Linked DNA regions of Homo sapiens: regions 1 and 3 are each linked to region 2. The links are chromatin contacts, found by Hi-C or POLR2A ChIA-PET in ENCODE. All regions are on one chromosome and are shown on one strand. The core of a region is the stretch at or near the end of the contact, and the rest is flanking DNA. Distances in the headings are between cores, read along the strand shown. Region 1 overlaps NEDD4L (NEDD4 like E3 ubiquitin protein ligase). Region 2 overlaps ATP8B1 (ATPase phospholipid transporting 8B1). Region 3 overlaps NEDD4L (NEDD4 like E3 ubiquitin protein ligase).

Region 1 (3,911 bases), core at 312-2,811, 490 kb after region 2:
CTTTGACTGCATGCATAGTCTAGGGCTGGACTTGGGAGGAGAGGATAATTTGGCCACAATAGGATTCCTTATTATCTGTCTCTTCCCTCCCAACCCCTCCCCCGACCCCCGCCCCATACAGGAGACCCTCAGATACATTTCTGTCAGTACCCTCAGTTACATATTTTGGGAGACGTAATACTTAATGAACCAAAACTCTGTTTTGCTGGCAGGGAAAAAAATTGGGCTGATACAATCAAGATAATCCTATCAACTTTAGGATTATTAGGAATGTTGATAATCCTATCAACATTCTATCAACTCTGTAATCAGAAAAATATATTTAAAATAATGCGTGTTTGTTAAAAATAACCAAACAAAATACAGAAAAAAGCAAAGTAAAAATTGACAATCCCCTAACTCCAGTGTTGGTAGTTAGGGACAGAAGAAGGGTGGAGGATGTCTTTTGTCTGTGTTACATGATTACAGCAAAAGTCACTCTTCATTCTGGTAGAGCCATAGAAATCTGGCCGAGCAGAGGCAGCTGTGCCTGAGGAGCCTGACTTCGAATCAGCTGTGTTCATCTTTGCTAACCTCCCAAAGGGAGGAAGCTCAGGAAACCACCGTAGAACCCCCTAAAAGGGGAGGGTGGCTACAGCTGAGCAGGTGGGGGCAGGCAGGAGTGGAGAGAGGCGAGGATGATGAGTCAGGCAGGTGAGATGGAGGCTTTGTAGGTTATGTTAAGGCTCCTAGACTTAGCATTTCAAGCAGGGATGTGACCTGATCAGATTTATATTTTGCTTGCATTGCTGATGGACATTGGTTCAGTGCTCATTGTACTGGAAGGGTCAAGAATAGAGGCAGGGACCCAAATTTAGGGGGCTTCCCAGGGAATCCAGGGGAGAGGTGTTGTGGCCTGGACTAGATTTGGAACATCCAGAAGGGGACTGGAGCAATGACATACCTATACCTAGTCCCAGAGGGCCCCGATCTAGCTAAGGACAGAGCGTGCAGTCTTGCAGCTGCTGGGCTGATGACATGCTGGGGAGTGTATACCTGGGAAATTCTGGTACAGAGATAAAGGAAATGCTCAAGCCTCCACCTATGAATTTGCCCGGTGATTAAAATCATACTTCCTAAGCTTTATAGAAGCCCTCTGTTTGTCCCACAAAGGGCCACTAGCACAAGGAAATACATAATGTGTTCCCTTGTCATTTTATAAAAATGTAGACTGGTGCTGCCTGCTGTGAAAATGCCAGTCAGGTTGCTTCCTTCATAGTAATCAGTGGATTCTTTTGTCCATTTCTGAGTGGAGGATTAGCCCTCTGTTTGCCCCACAAAGGGCCACCAGCACGAGGAAATACATAGTGTGTCCCCTTGTCATTTTATAAAAATGTAGACTGGTGCTGCCTGCTGTGAAAATGCCAATCAGGTTGCTTCCTTTATAGTAATGAGTGGATTCTTTTGTCCATTTCTGAGTGGAGGATTCCTTTCCATAACGTGGTGTATTTGCAGTGTTTCTCTCAGAGGAGGAGTGCCTTTCTGGTGTCATCTGTCCTGTTGGTGGCAGAGTTCTGCTGCTGAATTAAACCTTTGTGTCGGCCTTGGCCACTCTTATGGCTCTGCTGGAGGTAAAGCCAGTGGAGTGGCCTTGTGGCATTTGCTCCGAGTTGTTGCTCATTTTTCTGAGATTATCAGAGGCCTTAGAGGGAAGCATTGAGGATTTCATTATGCTCCGATAACTATCACGTTGTCAATAATATGGTTCTGATAAGAGTGATGGGGGATGGTGGGGTTTTGTGAGTTGACAGACGTGGGTTTGAGACCCAGCTCTCCAGTCAGAAGCCAGCGCCAGGCCTGTTTCTCTTCTCTGAGTTTTAGTGTCCTCAGGTGGAGGGGAGGATAATATTAATAACACCTTCCTGATGTGGCTCCACTGGGCTGGCCACGCCATGGGCACCCAGCACGGGGTGGCTGCCCTGGTTCGTGTTAACCATCAGCAGGGTTGGAGAGCTCCCTCCTTACTGGTGTTGGAGGTCATTACCTGGCGGGGGATGTGGTAGATAAAGCACCTTTTATTGTCCCTACACAAGGCAACTATGGGGTAACACAATATAAGTTATTCAGATTAGAGAAAATATGAACTCTTGCTACAGTGTTACTGCAGACAGGCACATATGGTTTGTTAGGATGACATTTAAAAAAAGTCATTTTGAGTTACAGAATAAAATCAAACAAAATTCCTTTAATCACCAGGGCTGGGATGGAAATAAGGCAAAATGTTGATTCCTTTGAAAGACAATTTTTGGGTTTTTTTTGTTTTTTTTAAAAAAACTTTATGTGTTGATGGTTTACTCTGGTCTAGTCGTTCCTACTCCTATTCTGAAAGCAGGCCTTGAATTCCTGATTGTGTACAGGATTGTGTACAAACAATCAGGAATTCATCATTCATATGAAGAAGTTCTGTTTTTCCCTCTAGTGTCATGAATATTTTCATGTACGTATATGTTATGTGACTAGTGTTAAGAATGCATGTATTATATATGTGCATGCGTCTCATTTACATTGAATGTAGCTAAAAGGAATATTTGAAAAGTATACCTTGCCTGTCTCCAATTTCTACATTTCAAGTTAAAAATGGGAAATAATCTTAGAATCCATGCCTGTGGTTCATAAGCCTGGCTCAGCTCTTGCATTCCCAGCTACTGTCTGACGAAACTCACAGGAGCTGTGAAAACAACGCTGTTTTGTGAAAGCCAAGTAGGAGCTTAGGGTCATGGCAAACTTCAGAGAAATGTAAAGGAGCAGGCACTGTGGGTTTTGTCTACCCCACCCCCCCGACCCCACTGCCTTCCAAAATTTCTTTCTTTTTTTTTTTTTTTTTTTTTTTTGAGACAGAGTCTCGCTCTGTCACCCAGGCTGGAGTGCAGTGGCGTGATCTGGGGTCACTGCAAGCTCCACCTCCTGGGTTCACGCCATTCTCCTGCCTCAGCCTCCCGAGTAGCTGGGACTACAGGCACCCGCCACCACGCCCGGCTAATTTTTTTTTTATTTTTTGTAGAGACGGGATTTCACTGTGTTAGCCCGTACGGTCTCGATCTTTTGACATCGTGATCCACCTGCCTCGACCTCCCAAAGTGCTGGGATTACAGGCGTGAACCACACCGCGCCCAGCCCCAAAATTTCTAATTGAATTTTAACCTTCCACTTTTAAGTTCTGATCCTGATTTATAAAAACCTATGTAATTTTCTTCAGCTTTCAGAAGGAATGTCTTGTATCTTCCTATGGGGGTGTTGGGGGAACTGATATTGACAGAGGTCCTCTGACATTTCATAGCCTGGCAAATAGGGTCAAACATGTTCCAGACCTCAGAGGATTGCTGAGGATAGCTTTCTACTTAAGCTAGATAAAAGAAGTTTTGGGAATCTTACCTTGCACTCTGTTTTGTAGAAACAACTGTGTTTAATATATTTCTCATTACTGGCTGAATGACCTGTATGTGTTCAGGAGATCTCTCTATTTACCATTTTAATGCCACATATTTAATGAGCATTCAGGCCCAGACTGTGAAGACTCTGGAAATGAGAATTTTGTTTCCTATCTCCTGTGCTGTAACAAAAGCAGCTTAAAAATTGCAGTGTATAGACCTCACCTTTTATCATTTTTTTTTCAGATTTTTAAATATTAATATTAAGGGTCTTTATCTCAGATGTTTGTTGTTTACCAGGTCATCAGTATCTGGACGCTGGCAGGGTCCTTAGCAATGGAGGGAGGGAGAGGGGGTCCAGCCTGCATGATTGGATCAGTGTTGAACCTGTCCCACCTGTGGGGAAGAGGCAGCATGCGGAGCAGACAGGTGCCTGCTGCAGGTCAGGAGAGCTGGCCCCAAGTCCTGACTTGGAGGGAAATGGTACATATTAATATCCTTTAG
Region 2 (3,855 bases), core at 929-3,428:
TTTTGAGCTGGTGTCTCACTCTGTTGCTCAGGTTGGAGTGCAGTGCCACGATCTCGGCTCACTGGAACCTCCACCTCCCAGGTTCAAGCGATTTCCAGCTAATTTTTGTATTTTTAGTAGAGATGGGGTTTCACCATGTTGGCCGGGCTGGTCTCCTGACCTCAAGTGATCCACCTGCCTTGGCCTCCCAAAGTGCTAGGATGACAGGCATGAGCCACCATGCCCGGCCTATTTTTAAATTTTTCTTAAGACAGAGTCTTGCTCTGTCACCCAGGCTGGAGTGCAGTGGCGCAATCTCGGCTCACTGTAACCTCCATCTCCCAGGTTCAAGCGATTCTTCTGCTTCAGCTTCTCAAATAGGTGGGATTACGGGTGCCCACCACCAAGCCCGGCTAATTTTTAATTTATGGTAGAGACAGGGTTTCACCATGTTGGCTGGGCTGGTCTCGAACTCCTGGCCTCAGGTGATCTCCCCTCCTCAGCCTCCTAAAGTGCTGGGATTACAGACCTGAGCCACCACGCCCGGCCGAATAATAGGACTTTTAAAAGTCCTATTTCTTGGCTCTGCTATTGTTTAATAGTCCAACCCAAGGAGTTTGTTATAAAGATTATTTATTGTCTTCAATATCTTTGTGATGAATGCAATTCACACACACACACAAAGTCCTGAGAGTCTTTCATAAAAAAATAGACGTGCTTTGTGGCCGCATCCCAGCCTGGGGGTAAGGGATCAGCTGTCCCCGGTGCGCCTGTACTCCGCGGTGCCATCCGCCACGATGGCATCAAGCGGCGAGCGCTTCTTGCGGATGCTGCGCCCGGAGGAGATGAGGTCCGCGTAGCCCCGCTGGTGCGAGAAGGCGTAGGCCGAGCGCCGCGTTGACACGCCCCGGCGGAACACCTGCTGCCGTCGCTGCCACTGCTCCTCCGCCTTCAACCGCTTGCGATGCTTCTGGATCTGCAAGGGGGAGAGATGGGGAGGGATGAAAATAAGATCCACACCAGGGAGGAGGCCTGGCCAGACGGTTGACAGAAATGAACACTGATGAACTCCCCTGACACCTGCCCCATTTTGATGCAGGCAGTTCTGTCCCCACTTGTGTGTGTGTGTGTGTGTGTGTGTGTGTGTGTGTATGTGTGTCTATATCTTTTTTTTTGTTTTTGAGACAGTCTCGCTCTGTCACCCAGACTTGAGTGCAATGGCACGATCTTGGCTCACTGCAACCTCTGCCTCCCAGGTTCAAGCGATCCTCCTGCCTCAGCCTCCTGAGTAACTGGGGTTACAGGCACGCACTGCCACACCCGTCTAATTTTTGTATTTTTAGTGGAGACAGAATTTCACCATGTTGGCCAGGCTGGTCCTGACCTCAAGTGATCTGCCTGCCTCGGCCTCCAAAAGTTCTGGGATTACAGGCATGAACCACAGTGCTTGGCTATATCTATCTATCTATCTATCTATCTATCTATATCGACATATATATATGATGATATAAATCTATATCCATCTCTCTATATCTATACATAGATTGATTGATCAATCGATCTACCTACCTACCTACCTGGAGATATATATTGAAGCCAAGGGAAGGTTATTTAACTTTTCCAAGGTCACACAGCTAGAAAATGCAAAGCCAAGATTCCCACTCCTCTGAAGCTAGTGCCCTTTTCTAGTTCAGACCAGATGGGTACAGTCAAAGAGAAAATTCAGTAGGGCCTCTTTCCTGGGTTGTTACTGCATACTGTTGGCACTGCAAAAGGGAGACCCGAGGGATACTGAAGGTTGCCTCAGTAGCCTCTACTCTCTCCTTCTTTCTAATGGAAATTGATTGTATTCAGATTGCCCCCCCCAACCCCTCACAGCCACATTTCTCATGGGCGGTGGGCAGGTTGATTTCCCTTGCTAAACTAGTCCAGAATGGGCAAGTGACCTAATTTTGGCACGTGAGACCTGAGGGCACTGTACTGGGGCCCTTGGGTGAGAAGTTCCACGGCCCCTAAGGAGCTACAGAATAGGCTCTTATCTCCCCCCGACACTGATAGGTCAGGAAGTGATACCCAGAACTGCTCTGGCCATCTTCCAGCATCCATATGAAGCTAATAATGAAGGTTTCTGAGAGAAGAGATGGCAAGAACCAGCCCAATCCTTTCTTGACAACATTAAATTGCTCAATCAACTGGGCCTGAAGCCTACTAATGATTAATGATGACGCACTACTGTAGAGATGTTTTGAGTCACAGCTTTCTGTTCCTTGTAGCTCAAAGGATCCTGCTACAGAAGGTGACATTTTTCTTAAATAAAGAAAAAAAACCCAATCTGATTTGTATGACAAAATGTTAATACTGTAATTGTTAAACTGAGGAGATAGATATATGGGGCTCATTCTGTTCTCCCTTTTTTGTTTATGTTTGGTAATTTTTGTATTAAAAAGCAAGCACACTAAACTCCCAATTCCAAAAGACTTATTTGTGAGATAGAGTTAAAGAGAAGCAATCATGAAAAATCATTCTTACCAAACTTCCCATGAGCTTAGAATTTTGCAGGAAACGTGCTGTTGGGAAACGCTTTGGTTTCTGTGAGGGACAGAGTTGGGAAAGGACTATATTCTTTATACCTTATCACTTTCTGATGGCCAGATGGTCATTGACAGGAATCGAATGGCAACGACGGGTAGTAAGCACACAGCAACAGCCAGGATGATAGTTAACCAAATGTATGGCTGTCTCAGAGCGTTTGAAGCTGTGCCTGTAAAGAACATGGCAAATGCATCACTGTGGTTCTTTTTTCCTAAGAACATAGTTAATATTTCGCCAGGTGTGGTGGCTCATGCCTGTAATCCTAACACTTTGAGAGGCCAAGGTGGGTGGATTGCCAGAGCTCAGGAGTTCGAGACCAGCCTGGGCAACATGGTGAAACCCCGTCTCTACTAAAATACAAAAAATCAGCCGGGCATGGTGGTGTGCACCTGTAGTCCCAGCTACTCAGGAGACAGCAGAATTGCTTGAACCCGGAAGGCGGAAGTTGCAGTGAGCCGAAATTGTGCCACCGCACTCCAGCCTGGGTGATAAAGCAAAACTCTGTCTCAAAAATAAAAAATAAAATAAAAAAAAGAACATAGTTAATATTTCATAATCTATAAATAGATCATTTATGGTAAAGTTTTACAACTGGATTGGCCTCCCCAAAATATCCATTATGGCTCAAAGAACAGACATTTTAAAATCAGACTAAGCAAAGCAAAATTGGGAAGGTAAATTATTTGAAACAAGGCAAATTTACATAAGTGAGCAAATAAGGAAAAAAAGCACATTTGTTGACATTGCATTGATTAAAAATGCAAAGTTAGGTGATCAAGACTTCTGACTTTTTTTTGAGATAGGGTCTCACTCTGTTACCCACGTTGGAGTGCAGTGGCGTGATCATGGCTCACTGCAGCCTCAACCTCCTGGGCTCAGGTGTCCTCCTACCTTAGCCTCCTGAATAGCTGGGACTACAGGTGTGCGCCACCACGCTTGGCTAATTTTTGTATTTTTTGTAGAGATGGGGTTTCACCATGTTGCCCAGGCTGGTCTCAAACTCCTGAGCTCAAGTGATCCACCCATATTGGCCTCCCAAAGTGCTGGGATTACAGGCGTGAGCTACCACATCTAGCCCCAGTATTAGGTTTTATGGGAAAGAAAGAATAGGCTTTTATCCAGCCTTTTAAGTCTTAAGTTATCTAATTCAACACACGTACAGCGCTATTGTAAAGCTATTTTAATTTGTCTTCCTCCCATCATGTTATGCCCTTTCAACCCACCATCACCATTTAATTTCCAGACAAGACATTAATTTTCACTAGCAATAATAATTTGTATATA
Region 3 (3,533 bases), core at 525-3,024, 440 kb after region 2:
CTTAAACTAAGCAGATATTCTTTCCTGGCAGTTCTACAGGCCAGAAGCCTAAGATCAAGGCGTCATGAGGGTTGGTTTCTCTGAGGCTCCCAGACAGTCATCTTCTCCCTGTGTCTTCACGGGGTCTTTATTCTGTGTCTGTGTCCAAACTTCCTTTTCCTTTTTTTTTTTTTTTTGAGACAGAGTCTTACTCTGTTTCCCAGGCTGGAGTGCAGTGGCACTATCTCAGCTCACTGCAACCTCCATCTCCCAAGCTCAAGTGACTCTCCTGCCTCAGCCTCCTGAGTAGCTGGGATTACAGGTATGTGCCACCACGCCCGGCTAATTTTTGTAATTTTAGTAGAGACGGGGTTTCACCATGTTGGTCAGGCTGGTCTCGAACTCCTGACCTCGTGATCTGCTCACCTCGTCCTCCCAAAGTGCTGGGATTACCGGCATAAGCCACCATGCCCAGCCCAAACTTCCTTTTCTTAGAGGGTGGGCTTTATCTGTGGTTCTTAGTTAGCCTCACCTTCATTCTTCCTTTTGGTGTTACGGTCTTGCTTACTGCTTTGGGAATGGATTTGTTGAAACTACATGTGACTAGTTTAGGGACCCAGTAGGAGGTTTTACTATAAGTGTAAATTAACATGTGCCTTTGGGGGACCTTAAAAGTTTTTGTCATTGGGCCATGAGATCTGAGTGCAGCTGGTAGAACCTCCTTGTTTTCTTTGGTATGAGAACTCCTGGGCTTTTGTTGGTTCCTTCCGTTTTCTCCGGTGTATTACCATTTCACATCACAGTGATATTATCCAGATAACACCCATGATTTGTTTTTAACGGAGTTTCACTCTGTTGCCCAGGCTGGAATGCAGCGGTGCGATCTTGGCTCACTGCAACCTTCACCTCCTGGTTCAAGCGATTCTCCTGCCTCAGCCTCCCAAATAGCTGGGACTGCAGGTGTGCACCACCACGCCTGGCTAATTTTTGTATTTTTAGTAGAGGCGGGGATTCGCCATGTTGGCCAGACTGGACTTGAATTCCTGACCTCAATTGATCCACCCACCTTGGCCTCCCAAAGTGCTGGGATTACAGGCACGAGCCAATGCACCTGGCCACACCTGTGATTTATTTTATTTCATTTGAGATTTCAGACTTTGTCGCTTGTTCTTTCTGTAGAAGTTTTTTCATAGAAGTATGTTGTTTCAAAAGCAACCTTCAAATAGTAGACTTAGCTTGGATGAGAATCTAAAAGTCTTTGAGTCCAACAACCAAGCAGGTCCCCTGTCCAGGAAGTACCTTATAGCTGATGTTTGAGTATCCCTGCAGATGGGAACTCACTACCTCCTGAAGCACCTTACTTCTACCCTTGGAATAGTAACAGAGATTAAAATGTCCTTCCTTAATTTGAGGTGAAATCTGCCTTCTTGTCCATTTTACACACACTAACCTTCCTTCCACCATGCAAGCTGAGAGAGAGCCAGGTTGAGCCTGTGTTTCCACAACAACTCTTCTCAGACCTCCTGCTGCCACCTACCATGCACTTGCTCTTCACTGGCTAGGTTCCAGTTGCTCTGTACCTTTCCTAAAGTGTGGTGACCAGAATTTGGCACAGTGAGGGAAGGTTCCAGAGCCCTTTAGTGTTATCGGGGGCACAGAGCTTGGGCTTTGGAGTCGCTCAGATCTTGAGTTGATATGCACTTCTTTGTCCTTGAGCAAATGATTGAACCTTCTTGGACTCTCAGTTCCTCATTAATAAAATGAAGATGAAACAAGATGAGATGGACTGTGCACATTTCCTGATGGGGGCTGGTATGTGCTGGTGCCCAGTGCAAAGTGGCTGCTGGCAGAATGGTGAGTCACCAGTACCTGCTCCCTTCACTGAGTGCTTCCTGTGTGCCTGGCACCATTGCTCAGGGCTTTACATGGACTTACTCATTTCATTTTCACTGCAGCCTAGAGCGTAAGTAAGTATTTGCTTTATCCCCATCTTATAGATGAGGCATTTGATTCTCAAAAAGGTTTCATAGCTTGCCCATGTTCTAGCAGCTAGTAAAAGGAGAAGCCAGAGTTTTCATTTAGGTGGGAGTCCTCAACCTGCTTTCTTAACTGCTGTGATCTGCACTGTGGCATGAGAGTTTGTCTTAATGTAAATGCACATGTAATAGCATTATTCACATTGCCTGAGACTGTGGAAGCTCCTTTGGCAACCAGATGCCACAGGGGACTCATTTCATGCTTTTAGAAGACTTGAGCCACTACATGCCCTGGGAACTGTGTTGCTTCCCCACTGGCCATCACTCTTGCTTTTGTAAGGGATGTCACATTGAGCCATTAAGTGTCATCTCTGGAACTCATGACTCTGTTATTCCACATATTAGGTTTTCTTTGTAGCTTTGTGTCAACTCCAAGCCAGGTAAATAAATCTTGGAAGAACCAAGTTACAGATGTGAGTAAAAGAGGGGATGGCAGGGGGCAGAAGTCAGGGCAGGCCCTGTGACTTGCCACCAGCATCCTCCCTTCGGGGGAGGTCCTTTCATCTGGGTGCTAGCTGGAGGAATTGGCAACGTCGGAGATAAAGGTGTAGATGCACCAGCTGAACGTCTTGCTCTGTTTCCCATTTTACGTATAAGATGGGTGATGGCATGCTGCATTCAGATCCCCATGGGTGTATTTGGGATTTGGGGTGGGGGATTGTGTGTAGAAGGCAGGAAAGATTGCCCAGCAACTCTCATTTGAATTGAGGGTGGAAGCGGTTCTCGGGCACAGTATGCCAAGGCCCAGGGCGTCCAAGGGACAGAGCAGAGATCACAGATGCTGAACGGGTGGGGAAGGAGCACTAGGCAGGGCATTTCTGATGAGACTTTGATTTGGGAGGTACGAAAGTTGTATGAGGAATCTTGATAAACTGCTTAGAGTGAATGGAGATGAGTAGGAATCACCACCATTCACATACTGGCTCTGCAAGCCACTCAGCACAGCTCTGCACCTGCTCTTATGGAGGAGAAGACAAGCAGAAGAGAATGTTCTGATCTAGAAGAGTTCGTGTAAGAGCATGAAGGCAACAGCACTTGAGATGTGGTGCACATGAGCAAAATTTCAGTTTATGTGGAATTTAAGATTAACAGATTAAAAGGTAAAATTCTCTCCCTGGTACCAAAAAAAAAAAAAAAATCCATGTACTCCCTCTCTCTCTTTTTTTTTTGTTTTTTTTTTTGGAGATGGAGTCTCGCTCTGTCCCCCAGGCTGGAGTGCAGTGGCATGATCTCGGCTCACTGCAAGCTCCGCCTCCCAAGTTCACGCCATTCTCCTGCCTCAGCCTTCCGAGTAGCTGGGACTACAGGTGCCCGCCACCACACCTGGCTAATTTTTTTTTGTATTTTTAGTAGGGACGGAGTATTCCCTCTCTTGACTGATGTTTCAGCAGTATGTGGACAGATTCTTTTTTAAGGTAAATGACCAGGGGCTTGTAATATGAGTGTCACTTAGGCAACAGGACATTTCAATGAAATGGTGATGGAAATAGGTTCTTTTTGTAGATTGTGAGCTCTTGG

Evidence for each region. Hi-C counts contacts between places; a loop is a spot of excess contacts on that map. ChIA-PET counts read pairs that join two places held with the same protein, here RNA polymerase II (POLR2A). Pooled maps may share reads with other maps.
Region 1: a map with no recorded cell type shows a loop between it and region 2 (5-fold over the local background). The contact joins two enhancer-like sites. A Hi-C loop is called at or near these places in 31 of 168 maps with a recorded cell type or tissue (B cell, CD4-positive, alpha-beta T cell, CD4-positive, alpha-beta memory T cell and 20 more), 20 of 37 single-sample maps with no recorded cell type and 34 of 50 pooled maps. POLR2A ChIA-PET finds 5 or more read pairs at or near these places in 3 of 52 experiments (PC-3, activated B cell and endothelial cell of umbilical vein).
Region 3: a loop to region 2 is called in a pooled map, with 2.5 times the contacts of the local background. The contact joins two enhancer-like sites. A Hi-C loop is called at or near these places in 2 of 37 single-sample maps with no recorded cell type and 4 of 50 pooled maps.

Annotation. Positions count from the first base shown.
Region 1 is chr18:58,139,195-58,143,105 of GRCh38, forward strand. All of the region lies in intron 1 of NEDD4L (NEDD4 like E3 ubiquitin protein ligase), which reads left to right. Among named protein-coding and RNA genes, the nearest start is that of NEDD4L, 97 kb to the left of the region's middle. Within about 2 kb of position 1,562, at least 2 of the 41 ENCODE cell types and tissues checked have a DNase peak (open chromatin) inside an H3K27ac peak, as active enhancers do.
Region 2 is chr18:57,647,758-57,651,612 of GRCh38, forward strand. It overlaps ATP8B1 (ATPase phospholipid transporting 8B1), which reads right to left. Exons shown (of 28, transcript NM_001374385.1): 27 at 2,610-2,740; 28 at 1-955. The coding sequence ends at 731. The region is part of intron 2 of ATP8B1-AS1 (ATP8B1 antisense RNA 1); the gene reads left to right. Among named protein-coding and RNA genes, the nearest start is that of ATP8B1-AS1, 19 kb to the left of the region's middle. RefSeq lists an enhancer at 2,027-2,176. Within about 2 kb of position 2,179, at least 3 of the 41 ENCODE cell types and tissues checked have a DNase peak (open chromatin) inside an H3K27ac peak, as active enhancers do.
Region 3 is chr18:58,089,682-58,093,214 of GRCh38, forward strand. The region is part of intron 1 of NEDD4L (NEDD4 like E3 ubiquitin protein ligase); the gene reads left to right. Among named protein-coding and RNA genes, the nearest start is that of NEDD4L, 47 kb to the left of the region's middle. RefSeq lists enhancers at 1,403-1,502, 1,513-1,662. Within about 2 kb of position 1,775, at least 9 of the 41 ENCODE cell types and tissues checked have a DNase peak (open chromatin) inside an H3K27ac peak, as active enhancers do.